Regions from separate parts of the Homo sapiens genome. Here region 2 is linked to region 1. A link is an interaction called in ENCODE POLR2A ChIA-PET data of the cell type or tissue named here. Cell type or tissue: CD4-positive, alpha-beta T cell. All regions are shown on one strand. Each heading gives the region's core, and the rest is flanking DNA. Links, peaks and the distances in the headings are about the cores only. Region 1 overlaps LOC105371912 (a long non-coding RNA gene). Region 2 has its middle 20 kb from the start of LINC01993.

Region 1 (5,362 bases), core at 110-5,109:
AGGTATGGTGGCGCGTGCCTGTAGTCCCAGCTACCCGGGAAGCTGAGGCAGGAGAATCGCCTGAACCGGGGAGGTAGAGGTTGCAGTGAGCTGAGATAGTGCCACTGCACTCCAGCCTGGGCAACAGAGCGAGGCCCTGTCTAAAAAAAAAATAATAAATAAAATAAAATAAAATAAATCAAGAAAAAGAAGGAAGTGGGGCCCAGGGCGGACAGGCTCAGGGCAAGGCACCTGCCCGGAGGGCACTGGGGTAGGGCACCGGATGGCCTTAGCCTCTGGACATTCTCAGCGACCTGGCACTAGGGAATGTTCCTGGCCTAAGGAAGGACCTGGGTCTGGCCAAAAAGGCGAGAGAGCTAGGCGCGGCCTGGGAGGAAGGTGCGGCGCTGGGGAGGGAGGGGAGCCCTGCCCTGGTGTGCCCTCGGTCCCGCGCCGCACACCCTGCCGGGAAGCCCGGGGCCGCAGCTGCTCGGGCGGCCCGGCCCAGAATAGCCTCCCTTCCGGGCAGGGCTGCCCCGGCCCGCAGCGCCAGCGCCCGAAATAGGGCTCGGCCGGGTGGCGGGCGCCAGGGGCCGCCCCAGCTGCAGGACTCGCCGGGGAGCCGGGGCCCGCGCGTGGACCGGGAGGGGCTGCGGGGTGCGGGCCCGGCCCTGGGACGCGAGGACCCGGGTGGGCGGGTCCGCGGGCGGGGTGGGGGCGGGGCGCGGGGCCGGGACCGGGATCCCGGGCGCGGGGCCAGCCCGAGGCGGGTGGAGCCGGGCGCTGACCTCACAGCCCGCGAGGAAGCCCGTCGGGGCCGGCGGGGCTGATGGAAGGCCTGAGGAATTCGCAGCCGGCGGCGCGGCCGGGCGCGTTCCCTTCCCCTCTCTCCGTTGCCCGGCGAGGGAGCCACAGCGCAGCGGTTGCCATGGCCACGGGCCGGGCGTGGGGCTGGGGGACCAGGGGCCGCTGAGCCTCGATCACCTTGTCCTGCTCGAGCCAGGTTGGCATGGACTGGAAGAACCCCGCGGCGGCGGGCGGGAGGTGCTGGGGCCAGGGGAGGCCCCGAGGGACCCCGCCGCCCGGTCTGCGCCCTGATCCCGCAGGGTCCTGTGGAAATGCGGTGTCTGCCTCCCCGCCTCCTGCGCTCACACATGCAGGCCTGGGGCCTGCGGGTCCCGGGGCTCTGAGCCTGCACAGCCCACGGGCCGCAGCCGCAGGCCCCGCACTGGTAGCTTAGGTGGACACGGAGGCTGAGGGGGAGTTTCCAAGGGGCCTGGCCTCACGCTCTGCCCGTCACAGCCGCCACCCCTCACCGGCCCTCCACCCACCCCTAACTCCTTAACCTCTCCCGGCCTCGGTTTCCTCACCTATTAACTAGAGATTAGTCATAGCTACCATCCAGGCTTGTTATATTAAAATAGAATAATTATGTAATGTGCCGTGTGCACTCCAAACGCGGTCCTCTTTCCCTGTCCCACACCTCCTTCCTCCTGCATCAGGCCTGGGGAGGGGGGCGTGCCGATGTCACCCCCAACCCCCAGGCCTAGAGTCCTGGACACATGGACGCCCCTGCCAGAGCTCCCCTCCCCGCGCTTGGGGTTACTTTGAACCCCGCCTCCTACAAGAGGATGGTCCAGCCTATTGTCGGAACCTGCAGGAATCCCAGGCTGCGACCCAAGAATATTAGCGGAGGCCCAGCCTGGCTGGGGTGAGTCAGCCTCTCCTCCCAAATTCAGTTGCGGCTTCAGCTGCCCTGTGCAGCTGGGGCTGCTAAGTTGCCAGCAAGAGGCAGCCTCTGAAAATCTCTGGAAAGACCAGCATGTCCTTGGGGTGGGATTCAGAGCACAGTGGGGTGGGGGAGGGTTGAGAAGGGGTCTTGATCCCCCTTCTCTTCCTCTAGGGGAGCCGAGGCTTGGGACCAGGGAAGCAGCGGTACCCCATGTGGGGAAGGGCGGGCCTGACTTACTGTAACTTCCTGGCCCAAAGCCTGATTGTCCTGTGGTTGGGCTGCCCGGCCAGAGAGGCCCCTGGTGTAGGGAGGACTCAGAGAGAACTTGCCTCCCGTTGCCAGGGCCCAGTGTGTGTGTACTGGGGGGCGGAGGGGCTGTGCTGTCACTGATTTCCTGAGACAGCTAGTAGACCAGATGAGGCTGCCTGGAAGGTGGCTCCTCTTCCCTAAGCAGGTTGGGCCACTACCTAAATGCCAGGTTATTTACAAGAAAAAAAAAAGGCTGTCCAGGGGCTCAGCCCCTTTTGGAGGGCATCAGAGCCGCCAGTGTTGACTGAGCACTCACCATGTACTACGCCATATGGGCGTTTGCTCACTGAACTGTCACAACCACCCAAGAAAACGGGAACTGTTGTTATCCCCATTGTACAGATGGGGAGCGGATTTAGAGTCCTGGGATGCAAACTGGGTTTCCCCGCTGGCTCCCGATCCCCACTCCATCTGGCCTATGAGCGTGGGAACCAGTGTGGCCCGGAAGAGTGGTGGATGGCCCAGCTGACTGCCCAGGTGCCCCCACCCCCCAGCCACATGGGCATGCGGCTTGCTCGGTACTCAGCTGACTTCCTGTCCCTGGAAGAGCAGCTGCCGGTATGCTGGGGCAGGGCGGTCCCCTTCCTGTGGTTCAGGTAAGGGCATAACCCCATGCCTTCTTGGCATCCTCCCTCTCTCCTTTCTCAGGCTCTGCAAGTCCGACCTGGGTGCCCCAGAGAGCTGCTCCGGGAAAGACGTTTACCTGCTGCCCAGAGCTGGGACTGCAGACCCTGATTGGCGAGGGCTTGGAGAGTAGCTGAGAACCTTCCCTTCAGCTACTGAAGACCAGACAGGGCTTTCTGTATCACGCTGCCTGACGATGATGAGGGTGCAGTGACTAAGAGTGCAGATGAAAGGCCCAGCTCTCCAACCAGGTGGATGGATTTGCAAGGAGCTTCTATCTGGGCGTGGTGGCTCATGCCTGTAATCCCAGCACTTTGGGAGGCTGAGGCGAGCGAACCACCTGAGGGTGGGAGTTCAAGACCAGCCTGACCAACATGGAGAAACCCCATCTCTACTAAAAATACAAAATTAGCCGGGCATGGTGGCAGGCACCTGTAATCCCAGCTACTCGGGAGGCTGAGGCAGGAGAATCGCTTGAACCCGGGAGGCGGAGGTTGCAGTGAGCCAAGATCGTGCCATTGCACTCCAGCCTGGGCGACAGAGTGAGACTCCATTTCAAAAAAAAAAAAAAAAAAGAAAGGAGCTTCTGAGAGATGGGGTCTCCACCTCCCCATCAGATACTCCAGGGCTTTGGAAAGAGCTGGCTGGCTCTTGGGCATCACCTCAACTTTCCCCTAGGTGACGCTGCCAAGGAACTGTGGCACTGTCCCTACTTCCCACATCCAGCTCCACGGTTCCACCTCCCACCCCCCTTGCCTGTGGAAGCTCAAAATAAGCTTTCTAGAGCATGATGTTTCTTGTGTGAGGGGTCATCTGAGGTTGTAAAGACTGAAGCTCTTCACCAGAGAAACGCAGGAAGCATCCCGCAGCTAAGTGAGGCAATGTCTGGGGCACGCCAGGCCACGCCAGGTAGCTCAGAGGGGAGGAACGCCCCTGGCTACACAGCCTGCGTCTGAGCCCTGCTGGTGGCCAGGCCATCTGCTGGGCTCCATCCCTGGGCGTCTTTCCAGCCTGTCTTCAGTGCTCAGGGCGTCTTTAGCAGAGCATAAAGTGGCATTTCACTTGTCCCTCTACCCAACAGCAAGGAAGTGGACCTCTCTTAGGCTTTTCTTGGAAGACGAAAGGAAAGAAAGAACGTTCTCAATGTGAGATCCTACAGGACCACTGTACTGGGTCGAATGGCGTCCCCCCCCACCAAATTCATGTCTGCATGGAACCTACAAATGTGACTTTGTTTGGAAAGAGGGTCTTTGCAGATGTAATTAAGATGTACTCCACAGGCCTGGGGAGATCAAGGCTAACAGCATGTTGTATGAGGATGGCCCCAGTCCAATGACTGATGCCCTTATATGAGGGAAATCTGGACACAGACACACAGAGAAGGCCACGCGGTGGTGGAGGCAGAGATGGGAGAGATGTGTCTACAAGCCAAGGAGCGAGCAGGACCGCCGGCCACCACCAGGAGCTGGCAGGGGCAAGGAAGTCATTCTTCCCTGGGGGCTTCAGAGGGAGCACGGTCCCAGTACACCTTGAGTGTTGGCCTTCTGGCCTCCAGAGCTGTGAGAGAATCCATTTTGGTTGTTTGAAGCTGCTGAGTTTGTGGCGTTTTGTTACGGCTGTCCCAGGAAAGGAATACAATCACCAAATGTCAAACACAGGGCAGCTGGGAAAAACAAGAGGGAAATGCATGAGGCACGTAAAGAAAAGACTTGGAAGAGACCAAGGAGGGACAGGAAGGAATGCTTCCTCAACTTCCTCCTCGCACCCGGACAGGAAGCCGGAGACCTAGTGGCTGAGCCTTGGAAGAAGCGGCTACCTATTCCCCCCCACAAGAGCGGGTGAGCTTGGATGTCGGATGAATGAGAAGGGTCTGAATCTTGCTGGGTCCCAGGGAGACCCTGTTAATAATAACAAACTCAAGATATGGTCTCGTCTCATCCTCACCACAGTGCCTAAAGCAGGTTTTATTGAAATCCCCGTGTATAGATTAGGAACAAGGCAGGGCGGTTGGGTGCCTGCCCAGGGTCATAGGCAGCAGCAGTGATCTGGAACTGGAGCCCAGCTTTCCCACACCCTGCCCTTACCACTTGTCCTCTCCTGATCCAGGGCTCCAGTGCCCATGTCCAGTGCCTTGGTGGGGCTGGGCCAAGAGGCACAGCGAGGGCCCTGGCCACAGGCAGGGGCGTTGGAGCCCTGCTGCCTAGGTTTGGATCCCAGCTCTACTCCTGGTGAGCTGTGTGACCTTGGGCAAGTTACATTACATCCCTGTTTTGCAGTTTCACCCACTGAGAAAATAGGGACAAGAATAGTACGTAACTCATGGAGTTGCTGGAGACCTCCATGGGTCAGTACGTTTCAGGTGCTTAGAATAGTGCTTGGCACACTGGAAGCACAGCCATAAAAGTGTTGTGAAATAAATAAAACCCGCTGGGCGAGAGAACTCTTTCTTTCATAGCTGGGGCCAAGGAGAGGGCTTCAGGATGGTGACCTGTCTTATTCTTACTCCACAGACATGGAGATATCAAGGCCAATAGCATTCTCATGCAGTTCTCTTCTATTTCCCATAGAACCCTCAAGACCAGCAAGGGGGACACCTGAGAGCAGAAAGCAGAGTTGCACCCACATTCTGGGCAGGCTGACTCAGTTGCTAGAATCCTGCCTCTAGGGCCAAGATTACTGTTTGATCCTGATCTGGGCCAGCTTTGTCCTACTGGAGGA
Region 2 (5,362 bases), core at 211-5,210, 86 kb before region 1:
GGCTGGGGGACAGGGCTATGTCTCCAGCCGGGTTCCAGTCTAAGGGGAGACCGCTAAAAGAATGCGTGGGGAGCCCCTCCTCCATAGGCCCCTGCCCCTGGGTGGACTGCCTCCATGGGGGCAGGGTGGTGCTGAAGTTCAAGCCAGCTGTGTGGCCTTGGACAAGCCATGTAGCTTCTTTGTGCCTCGGTTTCCTCAACTGCAGATTGGGCTGTTGTGAGCATTCAGTGACTGGATATGTGTTTGGTGCTGACCCCAATGCCTGGCTTGCTGTAAGCTCAGGGTGGTCACCCCACTGTGGCTGTTTTTTAATTTTTTAAGACAGGGTCTCACTCTATCCCCCAAGCTGGAGTGCAGTGGTGTGATTACAGCTCAGTGCATTCTTGACTTCCTGGGCTTGGGTGAACCTCCCACCTCAGCCTCCCAAGTAGTTGGGACTACAGGCAAGTGCTACTATGCCTGGCTAATCTTTCTGTGTTTTTCGTAGAGACAAGGTCTTGCTGTGTTGCTCAGGCTGGTCTCAAGCTCCTGAGCCCAAGTGATTCTCCCTCAGCCCCACAAAGTGCTGGGATTACAGGCGTGAGCCATCACGACCTGCCCAGCTGTGGCTGTTATTATCATTGTCGTTACTGATCCCAGCTTGGAACTCTGAGGGCCCGGGGGCTTTGGGGTGAACTCTGACACAGTCTAGACTGTGGGGTGCCCTTCCCCCACACAGGGAGCACAGGCACCCATTGCCACTCAGCGGCTCCTCTTCCTCTTTCTGTCCCCCATAGGAGAAAGATCCAGGAGGGGCCACAGCTGCTGGGCCAAGCGTCTGGTGAGGGTGGCCCTTGGTGAGGAGGACACCCATCCTAGATCAGTCATGGCCAGGCCTTTACCACAGGCCAGCTCCAGGTCAGGCCTGGGGACTTAGGGCGAGCAGAGGTGGCCTGCCCTCCAGAGCTCAGGTCCCAGGGGTGGGGGACAAGATGCTGGCCGTGAGAGGATGGCAGCGAGGAAGCAGCTCTAACAGTCCCAGTCCAGGCAGCAGGGCAGGCTTTTTGGAGGAAGCAGTGATTAGGCTGAGCTTCGAAGATGGAGCCGACTTTGGACAGAGGGATAGCAGGGGTGAAGCCTCTGGGTAGAGAGGAGCTGCTGCGTTTGTGGCCCTGAGGGCCAGCGTGGCTGGGGAAGTGAGCAGGGGTGGGGATGGAGCCCAAAAGCTACATCCGGGGCCTGATGACCTCTCAGGGGCTCTCCATCTCTCTTCCTTCAGCTTGGTGGGAATTGTAAGTACCCGCAGGGTCAGTGGTCCCAAGGACACCCATGTGATGGACAGGCTTGCTGCCTTCCCCTCCCCAGAGCCCTTCTGGGCCTGACCCACAATCTGCACCAAATTCCTGCCCTTAGAAAACAAGCCCCTTATCTCATTGTCTGGCTCCAGACCTTCTGCTGGGAAGTAGGGGGCGGGGAACGGAGGCCTCTGTGGGAAGGAAAGGAGGTGGTCTGGCGGGGCAGGGACTGGGGGCAGGGATAGCAGCGCTCAGGGGAGAAGGGGGACAAACAAATGGACCCCCGGCCCCTCGAGCTATGGCAGAATCACAGAATGGCCTCCTGTTTGCCAAGCTTCGCAGTCTGCAAAGCCTGCCCTCTGCAGCTTCCCTGCCAATGGTCCCAGCGGCTTTGCAGTGGAAGGATGGGCAGGGAGGCTGGGGTCACAGAGGCCCGAGGACCCTGCCCGAGAGGCACAGCTGGTCACCCAACAGGGCCTTTCTCCCTTTCTCCCAAATCAGAGCTGTCTCCCCAGATAGGTGGCCTCTCCCTGGGGGAACCTGGGGCAGAACAGTTTCCTTCTTCTGGGTCCTCCTATCTAGTCCCCGGGTCACCTGGGCCAGCCCTGCCTTGTCCCAGTGGGGTCTGACAGTGTGGAGGAGCAAGAAGGGTGGGCTCTCACACGGAAAGGTGCAGTGAGGCCTGTGGCAGGTGGACCCCATGACCCCAGCTTGGCCTCTGGGGGGTTGTCTGGGCTCCTACATGTGTGTGTGTGCATGCGTGTGTACATGGGTGTGTGTGTGTGTGTGCATGTGTGTGTGCGCACGTGTGTGTGTGTGACCCTGGCTGCAACTGAGATCTGAGTTGTCTTGCTGGTAAGCTGGGGACGGGCCGCAGTTCCCAGGCTGGGATGAGAAGCCCAAAGCCCTCTGTGGAGCCAACTCTACTTGCCCCCACCCCTGTCCCAGCACTGACCCTCTTCCCTCCCCTCTCTGCAGTTCTTCTTGACATTCTCACTAGAAGGGTCACCATCACTGGAGGTCCTGGGGTCATCTCCTGCCCCAACGCAGGCTGGCCCCACCCCCACATGCCAGCTGCTCCCTTCTCTCCTGAGCCCCTGCCCCCCAGGACTGACCCCTGCAGCCCAGCCCTTCCCAAACTTCTGAGCTCCTCTGTCCGTGGGTGCAGTGGGGCCCCTCGGCGGGGCTTCCTCCCTGGCCTCTGTGGGATCCAGCCCTTCTGCCTCCCAGACGCCTCCCCGCCCCACACTCTGGCTTGCAACACTTCTGTTCCCGAATGCGCTGGCCTCTCTTTCACCCCGAGACCTCTGCACCTGCATTCTGTCTGGAAAACCCCCAACCGTCGGCACGCATCCCTGGTCACCACCTTCTAAGTCTTCAGATCTTAGCTGAGACGCCTCATTCTCCATGAAGCCCTCCTGGCCCAGCCCAGTGGGGGATGGAGGTAGCCCTCCTCCTGTGCTGCCTATAGCACCTTTTCTTCCCACTGCGCACGGGTCACAGCTGCCTGTTTACTCCTCTGACTTCTCCGTGTGGCTGATGCCCTGTGCCTGCAGGGCCCAGACGCCCTCCTCCTTTGGTGTGTCCTGCATGCCTAGCCCAGTGCCAGGACCACAGGACTCAGTAAACACCAGCCAGGTGACTGACAATGGAGGGACATGTGGTTCGCCATCCCCTGCCCCTGGGACCCCCCAGGCAGAAGTGTGCACACCCCCCAGGGTGTGAGACCCCTGTGCAGAAGGACATGGCGAGGATTCCAGAGGAACAGGGGCTGGCCTGGCCTCAGCCTCTCAGAGTCAGGTCTGGGGGTCCTGAAGACAGCCCCCTCCCTGGCCTTCTTGAGAGATTTGCGGCTCCCCTGAGCAGTGGGAGGCCACTGGGCTGGCTGGAGGGGGCCTTGCGACATAAGCCCCAGGTGGGCTGCCTTTCACGGCGCCCCCGGCTCCCTGGCACCCGCCCAGGCGCAGGCGCTGGGGTGTGGGCACACACTCACATGCTGAGTTCAGTGTGCGGATTCCTGTAACGCTGGGCTGCTGGCAGGAAGTGCGCGCCGGGGAGGCTGCTGCTGGGAACCCAGGGCTGGCCCCGCTGAGATAAAGGGAGGCAGCAGATCGCAGCTGGAGATAGCGGCCCTGGGTCCTGGTAAACAGGTGGGGGGGGTGGGGGGGGGGAAATGTCCTTTCCATCCCATCCTCTTGGCCCTGAGCCTGCAGGATCTATAGCGCCCTAGCCTAAGCCCAGCCCCGATAGCTTGGGATCCAGAGGGGAGTTGTCGGCACTGCCATCATCATTCCCAGCCTGGGGGACTGGGTGGCAAAGGACAGGGCGCTGGGCCTGGGGGCCTGGCTGGGCCCATGGTGGGCATGCACTTGGCCCACGTGGGGGCCACTGGGTGTCAAGGTCATGTGTGCTGTTGGGAGGGTGGGAAGGGGAAGGGAGGGAGCTCCTCCAAGCCCCTGCACTTCCCCAACTGGGACCCCCTAGTGGGAAAGATGTCCCTCTCCAGGTTCGCCTTCAGCACCATCTCCGGAAATCCAGAGTGAGGTGCCATGAGGGTGCGAGACCGGGAGAGAATGGGGGGTGGAGTGAGGGGGGCGTGAGGGCTGTTCCCCAGCCAGGTGCAGAGCAGGGGGGCTACAGAGCTGGGGAGACCCTGTGCATGACTTCAACAGGAAGCCACAGGATGTTCACCTGCACTCCATCAGCTCACCGTGGGCTAGCGGGAGCTCGGCATGGCCCATCCCCAGTGCCCAACACAATGGGCGCTCAAATACACTTGCTTGTTTAAAAAATTAAGAAATTTACCACGCATACAGAAATGCTCATGAAGCATATTTGTACAGTGTTATGAATAAATACATATAAAATAAACTCCCGTGCCATAGCCACTCAGACCAATAAATAGTCCATGGTGGGGCGTGGTGGCTCACGCCTGTAACCCCAGGGCTTTGGGAGGCCAAGGCGGGTGGATCACCTGAAGTCAGGAGTTCGAGACCAGCCTGGCCAACATGGAGAAACCCCGTCTCTACCAAAAATACAAAAAATTACCCAGGCATGGTGGTGGGCGCTTGGAATCCCAGCTACTCGGGAGGCTGAGGCAGGAGAATCACTTGAACTCGGGAGGCAGAGGTTGCAGTGAGCCGAGATCGTGCCATTGCACTCCAGCCTGGGCGACAGAGCAAGACTGTGTCTCACACACACACATACACACAAACACAAACACACACACACACAAAAGAAATAGACCATGGCCAGGATTCCAGAAGCTTCCTTCCTATTTACAACCCTTCCCTCTGCAGAAGTTACTGCTGCCCTGACATTCTTCTTCATATATATATACACATATACATATACATACACATATATGTATACATATATATACACATATATATACACACACACATAGATAGATAGATAGATAGATGATAGATAGACAGATTTGAGATGGAGTCTAACTATGTTACCCAGGCTGGTTTCGAACTCCTGGACTCAAGCGGTCCTCCCACCTCTGCCTCCCAAATCTCTGGGATCACAGATGTGAGCCACCAGGCCTGGCCTGGCCTGACTTTTATGACCAGGACTTGCTTTTCTTTATGATTTTGCCACCGTAGATGTATCCCTTAATAGCAGTTGAGTGTTGAGTGTGGCCTGTGTGTGAACTTTACAGAAGTCGAATCAGGGTGTCTCCTTTTATGTCTGGCTTCATTAGGCTGTTTGCAAGAGTCACCCGTGCTGTGGCTGTCATTTATTCTCTGCTGCCAGGTACTTTTCCACTGGGTCCCTAGAGCATAGTTTATTTCTCCATTCTACCTGTTTAGGGACATTTGGGATTTTGTTTCCAGACTGGCCATGTACGGTGGTGCTGGTGGGCATTCTTATTCCTGTCTGCTGGGGCACAGGTGCCTGCTTCGGGAGGGCGGACGCCTGGCGGTGGGGCTGCTGATTCTGGGGTCTCTCATCTGCAGCTTTACTAGGTGTGCCAAATCCTTTCCCAAAGTGCTGGAAATGCCCTCCTCCCCCACTTTCCCACACTTCTCCATCTCGGTAACACTAGTGTTATCAGACTTCTTCATCTTAGCTGTCCTTGT

Evidence for each region. Peaks named below come from ENCODE experiments on the same cell type or tissue, not always from the same donor. Only the 100,000 strongest peaks of a DNase experiment are listed, where the experiment ranks them.
Region 2: POLR2A ChIA-PET joins it to region 1 with 12 read pairs; 14 of 35 experiments call an interaction of 5 or more read pairs at or near these places.

The regions. Positions count from the first base shown.
Region 1 is chr17:78,341,297-78,346,658 of GRCh38, forward strand. LOC105371912 (a long non-coding RNA gene) reads left to right here. Exons shown (of 2, transcript NR_188632.1): 2 at 2,669-5,081. Among named protein-coding and RNA genes, the nearest start is that of SOCS3, 16 kb to the right of the region's middle. RefSeq lists silencers at 360-619, 830-939 and enhancers at 986-1,491, 3,518-4,022. In CD4-positive, alpha-beta T cell, for the core only: no CTCF peak of the experiment used is centred there; DNase peaks (open chromatin) are centred at 685, 1,645, 2,045, 2,575 and 2 weaker places; H3K4me3 peaks cover 1,502 bases; H3K27ac peaks cover 2,212 bases.
Region 2 is chr17:78,255,434-78,260,795 of GRCh38, forward strand. It overlaps the pseudogene THA1P. Among named protein-coding and RNA genes, the nearest start is that of LINC01993, 20 kb to the right of the region's middle. RefSeq lists cis regulatory regions at 1,124-1,582, 3,082-3,670, enhancers at 2,531-2,580, 2,591-2,910, 3,233-4,097, 3,643-3,812 and a silencer at 3,321-3,370. In CD4-positive, alpha-beta T cell, for the core only: no CTCF peak of the experiment used is centred there; DNase peaks (open chromatin) are centred at 2,618 and 3,318; H3K4me3 peaks cover 1,438 bases; H3K27ac peaks cover 1,185 bases.